Linked DNA regions of Homo sapiens: region 2 is linked to region 1. A link is a loop called in an ENCODE intact Hi-C map of the cell type or tissue named here. Cell type or tissue: GM12878. All regions are shown on one strand. Links, peaks and the distances in the headings refer to the core of each region. The heading gives the core; the rest is flanking DNA.

Evidence for each region. A loop is a pair of places that touch in the nucleus more often than their neighbours do. Peaks named below come from ENCODE experiments on the same cell type or tissue, not always from the same donor. Only the 100,000 strongest peaks of a DNase experiment are listed, where the experiment ranks them.
Region 2: a loop joins it to region 1, with 2.1 times the contacts of the local background. A loop is called at or near these places in 2 of 110 quality-filtered maps.

The regions. Positions count from the first base shown.
Region 1 is chr6:149,208,841-149,217,177 of GRCh38, forward strand. No RefSeq gene overlaps it. Among named protein-coding and RNA genes, the nearest start is that of TAB2-AS1, 45 kb to the right of the region's middle. RefSeq lists an enhancer at 4,252-4,371. In GM12878, for the core only: no CTCF peak of the experiment used is centred there; a DNase peak (open chromatin) is centred at 4,187; H3K4me3 peaks cover 609 bases; H3K27ac peaks cover 1,926 bases.
Region 2 is chr6:149,145,000-149,153,336 of GRCh38, forward strand. All of the region lies in intron 1 of LOC124901426 (a long non-coding RNA gene), which reads left to right. Among named protein-coding and RNA genes, the nearest start is that of TAB2-AS1, 110 kb to the right of the region's middle. In GM12878, for the core only: no CTCF peak of the experiment used is centred there; a DNase peak (open chromatin) is centred at 3,494.

The sequences.
Region 1 (8,337 bases), core at 275-8,274:
TCTCGCTCTGTCACCCAGGCTGGAGTGCAGTGGCGAGATCTCGGCTCACTGCAAGCTCCGCCTCCTGGGTTCACGCCATTCTCCTGCCTCAGCCTACCGAGTAGCTGGGACTACAGGTGCCCGCCACGGCGCCCAGCTAATTTTTTGTATCTTTTAGTAGAGACGGGGTTTCACCGTGGTCTCGATCTCCTGACCTCGTGATCCACCCACCTCGGCCTCCCAAAGTGCTGGGATTACAGGCGTGAGCCACTGCGCCCGGCCGCCTCTATTACTTCTTTAATGTTTTAAGCACTAATTTCAAAGATTTGACTGGGTCTTTGTCTAGCTAAGGAACAAGTGATTTTATATCAAGTCTTATTTCCTGGACATAGAAGGGGGAAGGTAGAGATGAAAGAGTGGAGAATTTTGAAGCAGGCATGTGAATAAAGAAGGTAATGGCACTACCCATTGACTAAGTAATTGCTTTACATGTTACACTGTGGATGGGGGAAATCCATGCAGAGGGTGTTTCATGTTAGGAAATATGCCACTCTTTCCAAATGTGATATTTTTGAGAATTACTGTGTGTTAGGCCATTCTTGCATTGCTATATATAAAAAAAAAAAAAACGAAAACCTGAGGCTGGGTAGTTTATAAAGAAAAGAGATTTAATTGGCTCACTGTTCTGCAGGCCGTACAGGAAGCATGGTGCTAGCATCTGCATGATGTCCGGGGAGACCTCAGGAAGCTTACAATCATGGCAGAAGGCAAAGGGGGAGCAAGCATCTCACATGGTGACAGTGGGAGTAAAAGAAAGAGTCAGGGGTTGGGGAGGTGCCACACACTTTTAAACAACCAGAACTCATAAGAACTCACTCACTATTGTGAGGACAGCACCAAGTCATGAGGCATCAGCCCCCATGGCTCAAACACCAGGCCCCACCTCCAACACTGGGGACTACATTTCAACATGAGATTTGGGCAGGACAAATATCCAAACCATATCCTACTGTTCGTTCTTGGGAGATGTGTGAGTGCATTTGATCTATTATTTTTAATCCTCACTCCTACTCCTGCTGTCCAAGACCAGTAAGAAGGAGGAGGCTCATCTACCCCTCCACATTGGCAGAGGGCATGGAAGAGACAGAGCTGAAAGGGCTCAAGACTGCTCTGAACATTTATAGTAAGCCCAGGCATAGCTGCACAGGGTAGATAAGTAGTGCTGGAGTGATTAGAAACTTTCATCTACAACAGCACAGCATAGTTTTTAAAAAAATACATAGGCTTAAGAAAAAGATAAACCTGGGTTTCAGTCTCAGCATTGCCATCTACTACTTGTACTTAAATTCTCTGAACTTCAATCTCCATTTCTGCCAAACAGAGATAACATTTAGTCAACACAGTTTTCATGAAAAATGAGAAAATACATGCAAGGAATTTTATAGAATGTCTTGCACGTAGGAGGACCTCAATAAAACACATCCATTGCTGATGAGGAAATAGGTCAAATAAGGCTCTGCATATCTGGATATAAACAAAAGGTGATTGAGAGGGCTTCTTAGATATTTGTAGGTTTTTCAAAGCACTGACTTGCTTACTACTCCTGCTTTTCTTCCAGGCAGTCAAAGCATATTTCCTGACAATTGTACTGAGTGTTTTAAATAGACTGACAAACAACAGAGACAATCCCATGCAAAGCCAGCCTTCTCAGACCAGCTTGTTGCTAGCTGTGGTTGCAGGGAGCAGATTTAGATGAGTCATATGTTGTAGAAATGGGCAGAAAAGGACTGGAGTCCTCGAGACATAACCCCAGATTCAGAGTGTGACACTAAGTCTGGGGCTCTATTTGTAGTGGGTAGATAGCAGGAAGGTGTTATCCAGACTGTGGCCCAGTGAGGGGACCCAGAGTCCCTAGTCATCTGTTTCCTAATCTCCAAATTGCACTGTCCCTCCTGGAGTCATGCAGACAAAATGGGAAGGGCCTAGGCCAAAGAGAGTCAAAGAGTGAAGAAAAATGGTTAAGAATCTCCTAGGAAGCTTAGTAAACTTCTAACATCAACATTAACAAAATGTTTAAGAGAATGATAATTACAGGTGTCACAGGGCTCACTGTTTGCCTCATAAATAGGGCTAGATTCAACGTGTCTGGCATGTATCTGGAAAACTGGTGAGGTGGACCTGACAAAAGTCTCTTGGATAAAATGTATTCTAAAAGTGAAGAAAATGAGAGACAGATGACTTGACTTAGTCATTGTAGGAGGAAGTAAGTCTGAGTACAGCACTGTGTTCTCACTAAGTTTATCTACCGGTTGTGCCCAGCAAAAACGGAAGTAACGCCGAACTACAGGTGGTCCCTGATGGCCTCAGACAGACTCAGCAATAGGCATGTACAGGGTGAGCAGGAAGGAATACCTGGCAGAAACCTAGTACCCCATGGAGGGGCCTGCCACAAAAGAAGAGAACAAATGAGCATGACATTTGAGAGCTGTAGATGATCAGACTTGTTCAGTATTGCATGGGAGGCATCCTATAGAGATGCCCCATAACAGGACCTGTACCACTGGGCAGCAAAAAGAGATAGGGAACCGTGGGAGGCTATTGTGATCACAACCACTGTTTACTCATAGGCGAATGTGGCCTTGGGAAATGCCAGCACATGAGTAAATGACCATAAATGGTCATTCTTTTGACTGCTAGCTGATGGTTGAAAGCCTCAAAGAAATATACTATAGTCCACAATAACAACTAAATGCAAAGACCTCTGGAAATTTCTACAGATGTATAGACTCTGCTGTTAAGTCAAAGCAGACCTTTGTCTAGACAGCTCTGAGATAGATAACTCTTCTATTTCCTTCTGGCGTCTGCTATCTCTGGGGACTTATAAAGGACCTTGTCTTCCCTGATAAGGTGATATCATTTGATTTATGTATTAATTGGGTTGGGATAGGCTTTGTCAGTAACAGTTTTCTAAAAAAAAGAAATCTCAATGGCTTAATGCAATAAAGACTTACTTCTTGATCACATAGTGCCTGATACAAATTGGGCGGCCCTCCTCCATCTTAAATATATTCCAACTACAGCACATGGTCTCCATGATCATCATAGAAGGGAAAAGAGAGCTAGAGGATCCACAGGAAGATTTTCAGTGCCAGGCCTACCTAGAAATGTTCATCTCACTCCTGTCCATTTTCCCATTGGCCAGAATTGTCCAAGACCCACCTGGCCCATGAAGGCTTGGAAAGGGAGAGGGACACCTGACCACTGGGTGAGCATGAAGAATCTCTGCCACATATTTTCCTTAAACAATTCATCTCTCTCATTAGTTGCCTTGTTTAAATTGCTGTTGTTAAATACATTTAGTTAAGTATTGGCGAATGAATTAGTCAAGAAAGGAGAAATATATTCATCAAGGTTAAAAAAAAATTAAAAGCCGGTACCAGACACATCTTCTTCTGAGTCATCTCAGTGTGATTTATCTAGTAATGAGTTAAATGTTTGCTGTATATTTACCACGGAGTGAGACAGAGCAGCCTTTATGTTCTCAGCAACAGCTTCGAACGCTGCCAGCATTAGAACCTATTTGTTTTATTGAGAAGAGGGATTGTTGGCTGGAACACAAGGGCTCCCCATTACTCTTTCTGGAAAAAGCAATGGGAACTTTAACTTTTCTCTGGACAGCTACCAACATCTATCAGAAGAAACAAGAGTGTAACGTCTCTTTCTGAAGGGCCGCACTTAGAATGCCTAACAGCCTCCCAGCCTCTACTGGTGTCAGCAGTGGATAGAAGTCCAAATGCAAGCTATTCTGTGTTTACTGGAAGTGCTAAAGTGAATCAACCCTATAAACGGAAAACAACAAACTGACCTGACCTGGAATACTAAATGAAACCGAAGTCCAAAGGTACCAAGCTCAAAATCAAGAGCAGAGGCATTCAAGTGTACCCTCTTCCCCCCAGGATTAATTCTGAGTTCAGACAGAGACATATTCTATGACCTCAAGTAGAAGACTTCATGTCTCTGCACTTTGGCTAACTCAAGGTCAAACTCAAGTCTCTATCAAAGTTTTCTACTTCTCAAAGTTGAGTTTTCTAAAACTCTTTTTTTCAACTGACTGCTGACTTTAAATCTTCCACATGGCTTCCTTCAGCTTCAGTAGACTATCTGCTTCCTCCTAATTCACAGAGAAAACTGAGAAACGAGTGAGAAAACTCCCAACTCTGTCCACACTGCCCACAAGTTTTTCAGCCAAGTATTTTCCACTTCCTGTCCTGTTCATTCCTCCACCCACCACTGCCTGGCTTCCACCTTCGCTGCACCACTGAAGCTGCTCTGGTTAACACTGCTGCTGCCTTAACCTGAAGAACACTTGTAAATCCCTGTCTCATTTGACCTTCCCTTGGCATTCAGTACGGCTGTTGACCATTTCTTCACTTTCCATTCTGCTGGTTCCTGGTTCTCCAGGTTTCTGGTTCCCCTAACACCTACCAAGTCTCTTTAATGCCTTCTTAAATGTTGCTGTTGCCCCAGGTATCCCATTTAGCTCTCGGCTAATTCATTGAACAAGGCTTTCTTGAATGAGGAAGAACTTAGTGGAAAGGCTAAAGCCAATCAGCTCCTCAGAGTGAAAACGGGCACAAGGGTTGGCACCAGAAAAACAGAATAGAATAAGATCCACCCCTGTCCTCATGGACCTATGCTCTGGATCTCATTTGATTGCCCCAGCATCTACCCAGGCGCCCACGCTGAAAACTGTCACACTCACAGCCAAAAGATCCCCGAATACAGTCACATCTGTCTTTTGAAAATCTTTTGCATCTGCTCACTCTGCTTCCTCTGTGTGGTCATCAGCTGAGTTCCAGCTTTTGTCATCCATCACCTGGACCAATGGCAATAAATCTTCCTTGTTCACTCTGACTCCAGCCTCACGTCCCTCCAATCTTTCCTGCATATTGCATTCACAATGATTTTTAAAACACTCAATGTGGTCACATCATTCTTCATTCAAATCTTTTCAGTAGTTCCCCCATCATCTCCTTACGAGGCTTCTCATGAGCTGGCTCTCACCAGCTTCTCCTGTATCTCTTCTACTACTCTCCTGCGCACATCATAGCCTCCAAAATTAATAACCACCTTAGAGTTTCCCTGAGTGTTGACATGTTATCACACTTACACAGCAATAGCCTTAAGAAATCCTTTACAATCATGTGACTGAGATTCTTCATGTTATCTATGTAGTTTACTTTTTATACCACAAGTCTTGCACATAAAAGCACATTGACTTACTCATCTAACAGGCATCTCAAACTTAACTTATCTGACACAGAAAAACCTGCTCTTTCCTGCTCTTCTCCATCTTCACTGCTCAGGCCCGAAAACTCGGAGGCAAACACAATTCCTCTCCCTTTCCAATATGTCCAAATCAGCTGTCAACTCCATACCCAATATATAGCCCAAAGCAATCCACTTCACTCCATCACCATGGCTGTCTCCACAGTCCATGTCACAGTCTCCAGATGACTATAAAACTTCCCAGCAAGTCTCCCTGCATCCAGTCTTGCCCCCTTAGAATCCATTCTCCACACTGCAACCCACGTGATCATCTAGGAACATAAATCCTATCATGTCACTCCTTGTTTAAGACCCTCCGATGGTTTCCTTGAAACTTAGAGGAAATTTCAAACACTTTCAGAGCCCTGTGTGAATCAGCCACACCCTCCCCACTCCTCCTGTGTACCCCTGTCTTTCCCGCACCCTCTGTGCTCCAGTCACACTGAACTTCCTTCTGTCTCAAACACACCAGCCTTATTCCCACCTCAGACCCTCGCAGTGGCTGTTCCCTCTCCATGAGATGCCCTTCTTGCAGAGGCCGGCTCCCTCCTGATGTTAGATGCCAGCTTAAATATCACCTCTTCAGAAAAGCCTTTCAGGATTACCATGCCTAATGCACCTTCATCACATCACCCTGTCCTATTGGTATTATGGCTCTTACCACTGCCTGACTTTAAATCAGCTCTCTCCCCTCATGAAAGTATAAGGCCCCAAGGGCAGGAACTTGTTTATTACTATATCTAGTGGTGGTATCCAAATTATTTAACAACAGGTCTGGCATAGACTCCAACCCATCAGAAGGGATGCCCATCTGTAAACCCTCAGCTGGCCTGACTGCAAAGTAGTCACTGGACATCAGCCTTCTTGTGTCCTGCATCTGAACAGTGTGACTCTCAATACATGTCAGTTGAATGGGTGAATGAATAAATTAACAACTGTTTCTTGGTTAGGTTCACTGTTCCATCAGGAACACAGGCCTTCACTGTTTTTCTTAAAAAATATATTTATTTATATATTTATTTTTGAGACTGGGTCTGGCTCTGTCACCCAGGTGGAGTGCAGTTACATGATCACAGCTCACTGCAGCCTCAACTTCCCAGGCTCCAGCGTTCCTTCCTCATTAGCCTCACAGGTAGCTGGGACCACAGGCACATGCCACCACATCTGGCTAATTTTTGTATTTTTGGCCGAGATGGGGTTTCACCATGTTGCCCAGGCTGGTCTCGAACTCCTGAGCTCAAGCAATCCACCCGCCTTAGCCTCCCAAAGTGCTGGGATTACAGGTGTGAGCCACCGTCCCCAGCCACAGGTCTCCATTACTAAAGAAGGGTGTACTGAGCCCCTACATGTCCAGGCCTGATCTGCACCCACTGAGAGGCCCCTCGGTTTTCCTGCACAGGTTACTTCTCTTCAGGGACTGTTGTTGTTTTTAAATTTTATTTGAACCAGTAGCTCTGGAATTTGGGTAGGATGATTTCCGCCCAAGTCCTTGACATCCACCAGTGTTTACTTCCTTTTTGTGCATTCTGTGGGCACCCACGGCTGAACAATAGTGAGAGGGGCTCTGAAACTGATTTCAGAAGATGGGGTTCAAGGTCAAGCAATATCACATGCCAGCTGTGAGTCGTCAGGTCTTGGACAGATTATTTAAGTTCTCTGAGTCTACTTTTCCATCTTTAAAATAGGCACATAATAATGGCCTACCTCCCGGGATGGCTGAAGGACTGTATGAGATGGTACACAGCAAAGTATCAAACCAGCCACACCTAGCATTTGAGAGCCATATGTGTTAATTTCATTTTGCTCACCACTTCTCTTCAGAGTTGTTATGAAAATCAAATGAAATAATACACATGCAGCTGCTCTGCAAACCATATGTAATGTTCAGATTATTGATAATAAATTATCCCTGATTTGAGAAATCAGGTGGCTTTCCAGAAATTATGAAGAGCTGGAAAGGAACTTTAGGCCTTGTGGTGGCAAAGTCAGTGCTCCAGCCAAGGAGGCCCATGCTCTGCTTAGCTAAACGGCCCTCCCTGGAGATAGCATCATTGGAGGGCAATCTTAGTATGTCATACAAGGTTGCTAGGTGCTAAAAATATAGACTTGCCAGTTTCCTACAGAGAAGGAGGGTTTTCTGCTGGGTTCAAGCATTACTCTAGCAGCAAGATCTGGGGGCACCTTCTCTTTTATCTCTCCTCCGAATCAAATGTCTTGCCCTTTATTTGAAAATAAAGCTCTCCCAGCACTTTGGGAGGCTGAGGTAGGTGAATCACTTAAGCTCAGGAGTTTGAGACCAGCCTGGGTAACAAGGCAGAGCCCCATCTCTGCAAAAAAAAAAAAAAAAAAAAAAAAAAAAGAAAGGAAAAACACTCAGCCAGGTGTGGTGGCACTTGCCTGTAGTCCCTGCTACAAGGGAGGATGGCTTGAGCTTGGGAGGTTGAGGCTGCAGTGAGCTGAGTTCGTGCCACTGCATTCCAGCCTGTCTTAAAAAACAAAAGAAAAGAAAGCTCCCTGGGGCTCTCACCTCTCTCATTCATCCAGGCTTTCCCCAGTTCCTGGAATTCTGTCTCCTTCTGCCTTCTCCGGCCACTAGACCACCTCATATGGAAATTCAGACCGTGACCTGAGCAGCCCTATGGAGCTACACATGTCACTTCCTGCTCTCTTCATAGTCACATGCTAGTACACAGCAGCCCCGACCTAGTCACAGCTACCTGCAGTGGGGCCCTCACCCTAAAAGCCCCACCAATACCGACACACAGCCAGTTACCTTGATTTGGAGACATTAAGGTTCTCAGAAGATCACTTAAGCCCTTAAATCAACAAAGTAGTTCTTGATGCGGCCCACAGCGAGGTTTCTTACCAACGCTCTGTCTAACAGCTTCAACCAACTATTTTTGCTAACTAGGTACTAAACTTTTAAAGTCATTATTTAAGTCTTTTGTGCCTCCTAAATTCACTGCCTTGGAGCAAATCCCTGGTCATGAACCTCTGGTTGCCCCCTTGCCCAGACTTTCTCAGAGAGAA
Region 2 (8,337 bases), core at 251-8,250, 64 kb before region 1:
AAACTTTGAAAAATGAGGAGTGAGTTAGACATTCCAGTCAGCGTCTATGAACAGCATGACCCACATGGGAACTGCACGTGCACAACCCGTCCCCCATGGCACGTTTCCCCAATGTGGAGCTCGGTCTATGTGGACTAAGTTACTCTGTGTCTCTGAGATCACAATGGGAATTATCATTGGAGTTCCTAAAAATCAGAGTTTGTATGTCCAGAAAGAAAGATTCTGTCTGCTTGCCCAATCATTGACTGTAGCAGGATTTAACATTAGTATTCAAATTATTAAAGCTATAAATTAAGAATCTCCATTTTTCTGAACATTTAAATTCAGTTTGCAAATCTTCTTTCTTTTTTATTTAGAAATATAGCAATTGTCCAAAAATCAGAAGAGCTATTTTCACACTCCTTGATAAATGTTTAAATTAGTTCATAAGTTAAAAAACTAAAATGTCCTATCTTAAATAACAAAATTTTCTTAGACACTTCGAACTACAATTAGGTATTTAACACATCTGAATTGCTCAAATGCCTATCATGCAGATTTAATAAATTTAATAAGAACATTCTTTCCTAGCATTCAATCTATATGATAACTCTAATAAACTTTAAAATATAATAAAGCCAATAACTTGTAGGTGTGTGTGTGTGTATGTGTTTTCTCTTTTTTTTTATCATTAATACTTTAAGTTCTGGGCTACATGTGCAGAACATGCAATTTTGTTACATAGGTATACACGTGCCGTGGTGGTTTGCTGTACCCATCAACCCATCACCTACATTAGGTATTTCTCCTAATGTTATCCCTTCCCTAGCCCCCCACCCCCTACAGGCCCCAGTGTTTGATGTTCCCCTTCCTGTGTCCATGTGTTCTCATTGTTCAACTCCCACTTATGAGTGAGAACATGCAGTGTTTGGTTTTCTGATCTTGTGATAGTTTGCTGAGAATGATGGTTTCCAGCTTCATCCATGTTCCTGCAAAGGACACCAACTCATCCTTTTTTATGGATGCATAGTATTCCATGGTGTATATGTGCCACATTTTCTTAATCCAGTCTGTCATTGATGGACATTTTGGTTGGTTTCAAGTCTTTGCTATTGTGAATAGTGCCACAATAAACATACATGTGCATGTGTCTTTATTGTAGAATGGTTTATAATCCTTTGGGTATATGCCCAGTAATAGGACTGCTGGGTCAAATGGTATTTCTAGTTCTAGATCCTTGAGGAAAGGCCACACTGTCTTCCACAATGGTTGAGCTAATTTACACTCCCACCAATAGTGTAAAAGCATTCCTATTTTTCCACAATCTCTCCAGCACCTGACTTTTTAATGATCACCATTCTAACTGGCGTGAGATGGTATCTCATTGTGGTTTTGATTTGCATTTCCCTAATGACCAGCGATGAGGAGCGTTTTTTCATATATCTGTTGGCTGAATAAATATCTTCTTTTGAGAAGCCTGTCTGTTCATATCCTTTGCCCATTGTTTGATGGGGTTGTTTGCTTTTTTCTTGTAAATTTGTTTAAGTTCTTTGTAGATTCTGGATATTAGCCCTTTGTCAGATGGAAGGATTGCAAAAAATTTCTCCCATTCTGTAGGTTGCCTGTTCACTCTGATGGTAGTTTCTTTTGCTGTGCAGCTCTTTAGTTTAATTAGATCCCATTTGTCAATTTTGGCTTTTAATGCCATTGCTTTTGGTGTTTTAGACATGAAATCTTTGCCCACACCTATGTCCTGAATGGTATTGCCCAGGTTTTCTTCTAGGATTTTATGCCCAGGTTTTCTTCTAGGATTTTATGCCCAGGTTTTCTTCTAGATTTTCTTCTAGGTTTTCTAGGTCTTATGTTTAAGTATTTGATCCATCTTGAGTTGATTTTTCTATAAGGTGTAAGGAAGGGGTCCAGTTTCAGTTTTCTGCATGTGGCTAGCCAGTTTTCCCAACACCATTTATTAAATAGGGAATCTTTTCCCCATTGTTTGTGTGTGTCAGGTTTGTCAAAGATCAGATGGTGGTAGACGTGTGGTGTTATTTTTGAGGCCTCTGTTCTGTTCCATTAATAAAGTCAATTACTTTAATCTCACATATCTTAAAATCAGATAAAGCATATTTAAAGTGGTATAGTAATGACAAAACTTACTACATTCATACAATCCCTACAAATACATACCCTACATAACAATAGCAATATTACATTAGAATTTTTGTTCTGGATTTACACACTTGCCCAGTGAAGGCCAGCATTAGCACCTCTGGCTGGCCACAGGAACTGGGACATGTCCACTTAAAGATTTTGACATTGGACTGGCCACTGCTGACCAGATGATACTGCCCAAGCCACAAGCCAACAAGTTGAGCCCTGATTTAACTTAGACTCTGTCTTCTTATCCAATCACTTACTGAAATACTTTCATAACGTTTTTCTGCATACCCACACTCCTCTCCAATTCCCTGCCCCACCCAGATTGCAACACTTTTATGTCTTTTCATTCGTGAAATTCTGTACCCTTTAATATTTTACTTTGACATTTGTTTTATCATTTCTATAATCATTTGTTTATACAAGGCTAACTCGGGGGGGAATTAATTTTGAATTATAAATTCACAAAGGCATTAGACACTTGGCTAGAGGATGAGCTGGAGATAAAAATTATTCTTAGACTATAAAGTATCTAAAATAAAGAAAAAAGAATTTACAAACATCTTGAAACTATAGGTTAAGGAGTTTCCAATTGTTTCTGACATGCAGGGATTGACAAATAAAAAACATTTCAGTGCTGGTTGCTAGCTTAAGATTTCTAAAATGTCACTGCATTTGTCTCTGTCCAATGCAGACCTCACTGAGGATATGCAGATGCTGTTACAGTAACAGCAATAATCCAAAATGTAATGACTTATTACCCCTACCTGCTCGTGCAAGACCTTGGGCACCTCTAAATTCCATCCAAATATTTCCTGGGGTCCCCCACAAATGTCTCACATGTTTTCATAAACAAAATCACTTATGCAGTTGAGGCAACATTTTTATTTTTCAGAGACAGGATCTCATTCTCTTGCCCAGACTGGAGTGCGGTGGTGTGATCATAGCTTACTGCAGCCTCGACCTCCTGGGCTCAAGACCTCTGAGTAGCTGGGATTACAGGAATGAGTCACTGCACCCAGTCCTAATTTAATTTAAGCATTTTTCAGAGACTGCCCCAATGTGCTCCAGACCCCGGATGACATGGGTTCATTCTGCAAGAAGGTTTCCAGATTAGAATCCCTTTGGGTACGGAATTTGGGGAAATAGTTTGGGGAAATGATTCTTTCAGCTTTTCTTTTAGCTTTTAGCTTTGCAGGGATTCAGCTAAGACAAGAGCTAAATAGGGCAGGCAGGGACTGGGAAGGGAAATATAGAGAAGAAAAAAATGTAAGAGATGATAAGCACCAGCATTCACACATGAAGATGACACCTTATGATGGATTGTGGTGATGGGGATTAAAGAGGAGTCAAAGTGAAATTAGAGTTTCTCGGCTGTTGCCAGGACAGTAAATAACAAAGAGGGAGGATGGATTGTACACAGGAGAAAGATAAGAACTTTTCTCTCAACTTCCTTCATGTACTTCGGCATGCGTTCACACAAACCTCACCTCGACGTTTTGAGAAGGAAATGTATTTGTGGTTCTTCAGTTGACATCTATTTTCTCATGTGTATTTTGCAAGCTTTGTAGCCCTAAGATAAAGTCAAAACAATGAAATTCTGTTTATTAGTGTTGTTACAGTTATTAAACTCCATTTTCTCTTTTGGGAAACATCAGTTCCATTAGAATTAGAAGATTGTCCCCAAAAATGTTTTCACAAGGATATTTGAGGATGCTTTTTTCATGATGGAAACGAATCGAAACAAATGTCCACCAGTGAGTGAACTGGGTAAATTAAGATCTATACAGATGATGAAGTCATTAAGAATGATCCATTCATCCATTCGTTCATTCAACATTTTTTTTTTGAATGGTAACTGTATGTCAGGCACTATTCTAGTTTCTTCAGAGGTAAACAAAGCCGGCAAAATGTTCTGCTCTCCTTGACCTTACAGTCTAGTGGAGAGAGACAGTAAACAAAATAAGTAAGGAAAATATATGTTAGATGTCAAGAAGCACTATGGATACAAATAAAGCAGGCAAGAGGATTAGGGAGGCCAAAGAAGGATGCCATTTAAAATAGGGAGATGAGGGAAGATGACATTTGAGTAAAAATGTGAAGGAGAAAAGGGAGAGCCACATGGATATTAGGGTAAGCTGCCTTCTAGGCTTATGGAAGAGCAGATGCAAGGGTGCTGAGGCAGGAGCAAGCCGGATGTGCCCAAGGAACAGAAAGGAGACTGGTTGAATAAGAGAAGTAAGTGAGCAGCAGAGAAGTAAACTAGAGGATCAACAAGATCAGAGATGCCAAGTTACACAGGGCTTGTCATAGACTTTAGTTTTTATTCTAAGTGACATGGGAGATCTTTGGACAATTTTGAGCAGACAAGAGCCATGATCTTATTTATGTTTTACAGGATCCCTCTGGCTCCTTTGTTAAGATTGGGTATAAGGGGTTGGGCACGGTGCCTCATGCCTGCAATACCAGCACTTTAGGAGGCCAAGGTTGGAGAATCACTTGAGGCTAGGAGTTTGAGACCAGCCTGGTCATCATGGAGAGACCCCGTCTCTACAAAATATTTTAAAAAATTGTTTTAAAGTATGGCTAGAAGGAAGATAAAGGCAGTAGAAAGGTTACCAGTTAGGAGGCTATTAGAATAACCCAGGTGAGAAATGATGATTCAGAATGGTAGCCATGAAGGTGAAACAGTTTGAGTAAGATCTGGATACATTTTGAAGGTAGAGTAGATGGAATTTGCTGACACATTGGTTTAGAGGTCTGAGAAAAAAATAAGGAGGAAAAAAATGACTCCAAGGTTTCTGGCCTAAGCAACCAGAAAGATGGAACAGCTATTTACCGAAATGGGAATTCTGCAGGAAGAACAAGTTCCATTAGGTTAAACTCTAGTGCCATTTTTGCAGGTTCAAAACATTTGAATATCCGTCTTTTCATATAGTTTAACCTAACGTAAATGTATGTTGACATAGAAAGATATCCTGGAAATATTTTTGAGTGGAAAAAGGAGCATACAGAATTGCCAAAAATCATATGATTCTATTTACAAAAAATTGAGAGTGCGTGGGGGACCCTAAGACTTGCAATGTGAAGATTTGTCTTGATGTGCTCAAGAACTTTAAAAATCCAGAGCCTTTTGGTGCTCTGGGATTGCAGAAGTAGTCTACTGCCTTCTACTAAGACTGACATTGACCTCTTGCTTGAAGACATTACAGGATCCTCTAACTTAAAGAGAGCACGAGAGCCTCTCAGGATCTACCCTATCTGTCCTGGACATCACACCAATACACAGGATCAAGTCACATGAGCCAGCATGGGAAGTGCTGAGCTTATTAAGCCAGGACAGGGTCTCTATGCTTCAAAAAAGCCACAAGACCTAGCCGACTAGTGCTAGCTAGAGCTGGGGTTTGGGGGACATGCATGGGGCTGGATCCCAAGGTGATGCGTCAAGGAAGACAAGATCAACTCAGATAAGCGGGGGAGGGCTCATTGATATGGGAGCATCATCTTGTAATTCAGAATTCAACACTCCTGCAAGGATCCCAGAAGATGATGCTGATATGCTGCTAGGAGGCTCTCAACCTCTTGGAAAATATATTTGCAATAAATTGTAGGAGAAATGCTAGAGCTGCTGCAGCAAACAGTGAAGGGGAGAAGAGGCTTGTAGAGGTGGGCACGCCAGAATGGATCTTCCACATGCAGCCAAAAAGCCTGTTCACCTGAGCAGCAAGGACAGAGCTGGTTAGAAGGGAGCAAGCCTCACTGAGAAGCTCAGTGGCATGCCCAACAGCAATGCATCATAAGACAGAAGTGGTACATTTGGATCAGAGCACTCAATGAAGCTGCATGAAGAGGTGGCCCAACCCCACATGACATCTAACAGTACCACACATGCACTCTCCCTGAGCTCACCAATTCAGCTGCATGGGGGAGGGAGATCGCTTTTGAGAAGCTAAAGGAATTTTTAAAAAGGCTAAGCAGGGCTCACCAATGGATGGTTGTCTTGGTGTGTGAGTACAAGCTAAAGACAGGTGGCTTCTGTGTCACAGCCCCTCTCACAAATGGCACTGAAAGCAGCAGTGGGGAGGGATCTCCCAGTGAGCAGAGTTTTAGGCAGCACACTTAGTCATCCACGATGTGGTAAGAGAGTAGCTTGAGTCAAGATGATAGGTGGTTTCATGGACAGTGATAAACCATGTGACTGGTGGGTTGGATCTGTCAAAAGAAAGTTTGGAAGGTCAGAGGCAAGGGGGTCTGGAGAAGAGGCTGCAGATGGACATAGGGGAGCAGAAACCACGTGGGAGGGACTTTGTTTCCCATGTTAATGTCCATCACAGAACATTCATCATAGAAGACTCACTAAACAACCAAGGAGATGGGATGATTTGACCCGTTGACAACAGCCAGCTTCTGTCACCAGCTATGCCAAGTGTTGGCACAATGGGCTCATGGACAGAGGCCATGGGGGCAGGAATGCAGGCTATATTTGGGCCCAATAGTGCTGCTATTGCTGCAACCAACTTTACAGGAACAAAGCCAACATTGAGACCCCAGTTTGGCACCGTCCCTCAAGGAGATCAGCTACTTGGTGATAACTTGACTTCAGTGGACCATTTCTACCCAGGAATGAGCAGTCGTTCATATTGACTGAGAGCAAATATGTATTTCAAGTACAAGTTTGCTCTCCTGCCTGCCAAGCCTCAGCCATCACCATGATCACAGGCCTTACTGAGTGTTGGACCATTGATATGGGATCTTGCTTAACATCGTCTTGGACAAGGGTCTTACTACGCAACAAAGGAAGTATAGCAGTGGGCACTTAACCACGGGATCCACTGGTTCTATCACATACAGTCCCGCCTAGAACATTTGTGCCTGATAAAAATTGAACAGCTTTTTGAAGGTGCAGCTGAGGCACTAGCTTAGAAGTGACACTCTGCAAATATGGAGCACTCTTCTCCAGAATGCTGTACACATCCTAAATCAATAAACATTACTGAGCTGTGTCCCCTGATATAGTCTATAACCCAGGTCCAGGAGGAACCAAGGGGTGGAAGTAGGAGCAGCCCTGTTTATCACAACTCCAGCATGGGGACTTGAAATTGCCCATCCCTGCAACAGTTGGCTCTATGGTCTAGAGATCCTGATCCCCAGAGGGCAACGCTTCCACCAGGGAACAAAGTAAGGGTCTCAGTAAACCTTAAACTGTAGCTGCCACCCAGTTACTTCAAGAGCCTTGTGCCAAGAGACCAGCAGACAAGGAAAAGGTCATCATCCTTGATGCTGTAAATCATCTGGGTAAAGTGACCCAGATCATCACAGGTGTGACTGAAGTGATACAATAGGGCAGGAAGGAATATATTGGGCACCCAAGTGATATAATGAAGCATCTGTTTATACTTCCAGGCCTAATTTTAATGGTAAATGGGCAAATGCAGCAGCCACAGCCTAAGCAGGGCATTGTGGCCAGGGGCTCAGACCTCTCAGGAATGAAGTCTGCTCACACCAGACAAGACACCTCGACCAAGACAGGTGCTAGCCAAGGGTGAAGGGAATCAAGAATGGGTCATAGGAAAGACAATGTGTATAAGTTGAAGCCTCAGGACCAGGTGCAGTAGCAGGGGCTATAGTTTATCCTAATAACCTATCTTTGGCAGAGTTATCCAGGAACCCTGGAGGAGCTTATCCCAGTTGGGATAAACTTACTATATGAAGCAAGTGGCCCCAAGTGGTGGGAGGTGTGGACTCCAGTGGCTACTGTGGTGCACTGCTCAGATCCCCCTGAATGAGGCATTTGCTTCTAGCTGTCAGGAGCATTGGCTACAAACAGCTCACAATTGAACCTCCACGGGAAAAGTTCTGAGTAGAAAGAAGCTGCTTTGCCCAAGGTTATGCCCCCCGCTGAAGACACAGGAGCAGCCCACATCCAATGACTGGTAGATAATGCAGAGTATAAGGACCACTCCCCTTGCCTTAATTTGAGCTAACTCCGAAGGGCCAGCCCAGCTCCAGAAACCATGAGATCAGCTGAGACCTCTGTTGTAGCTGTATTGCAGCTTCACTTCTGCCTTTCCCAACCCTGCTTTATTTATTTCCTCACAGATGCTCTTTCCAAGAGTGCTTCCTCATGATCCTCCCACATGCACATCTCCATCTGCTGTGGTTTAAATGTGTCCCCCAAAGTGCATGTGTTGGAAACTTAAT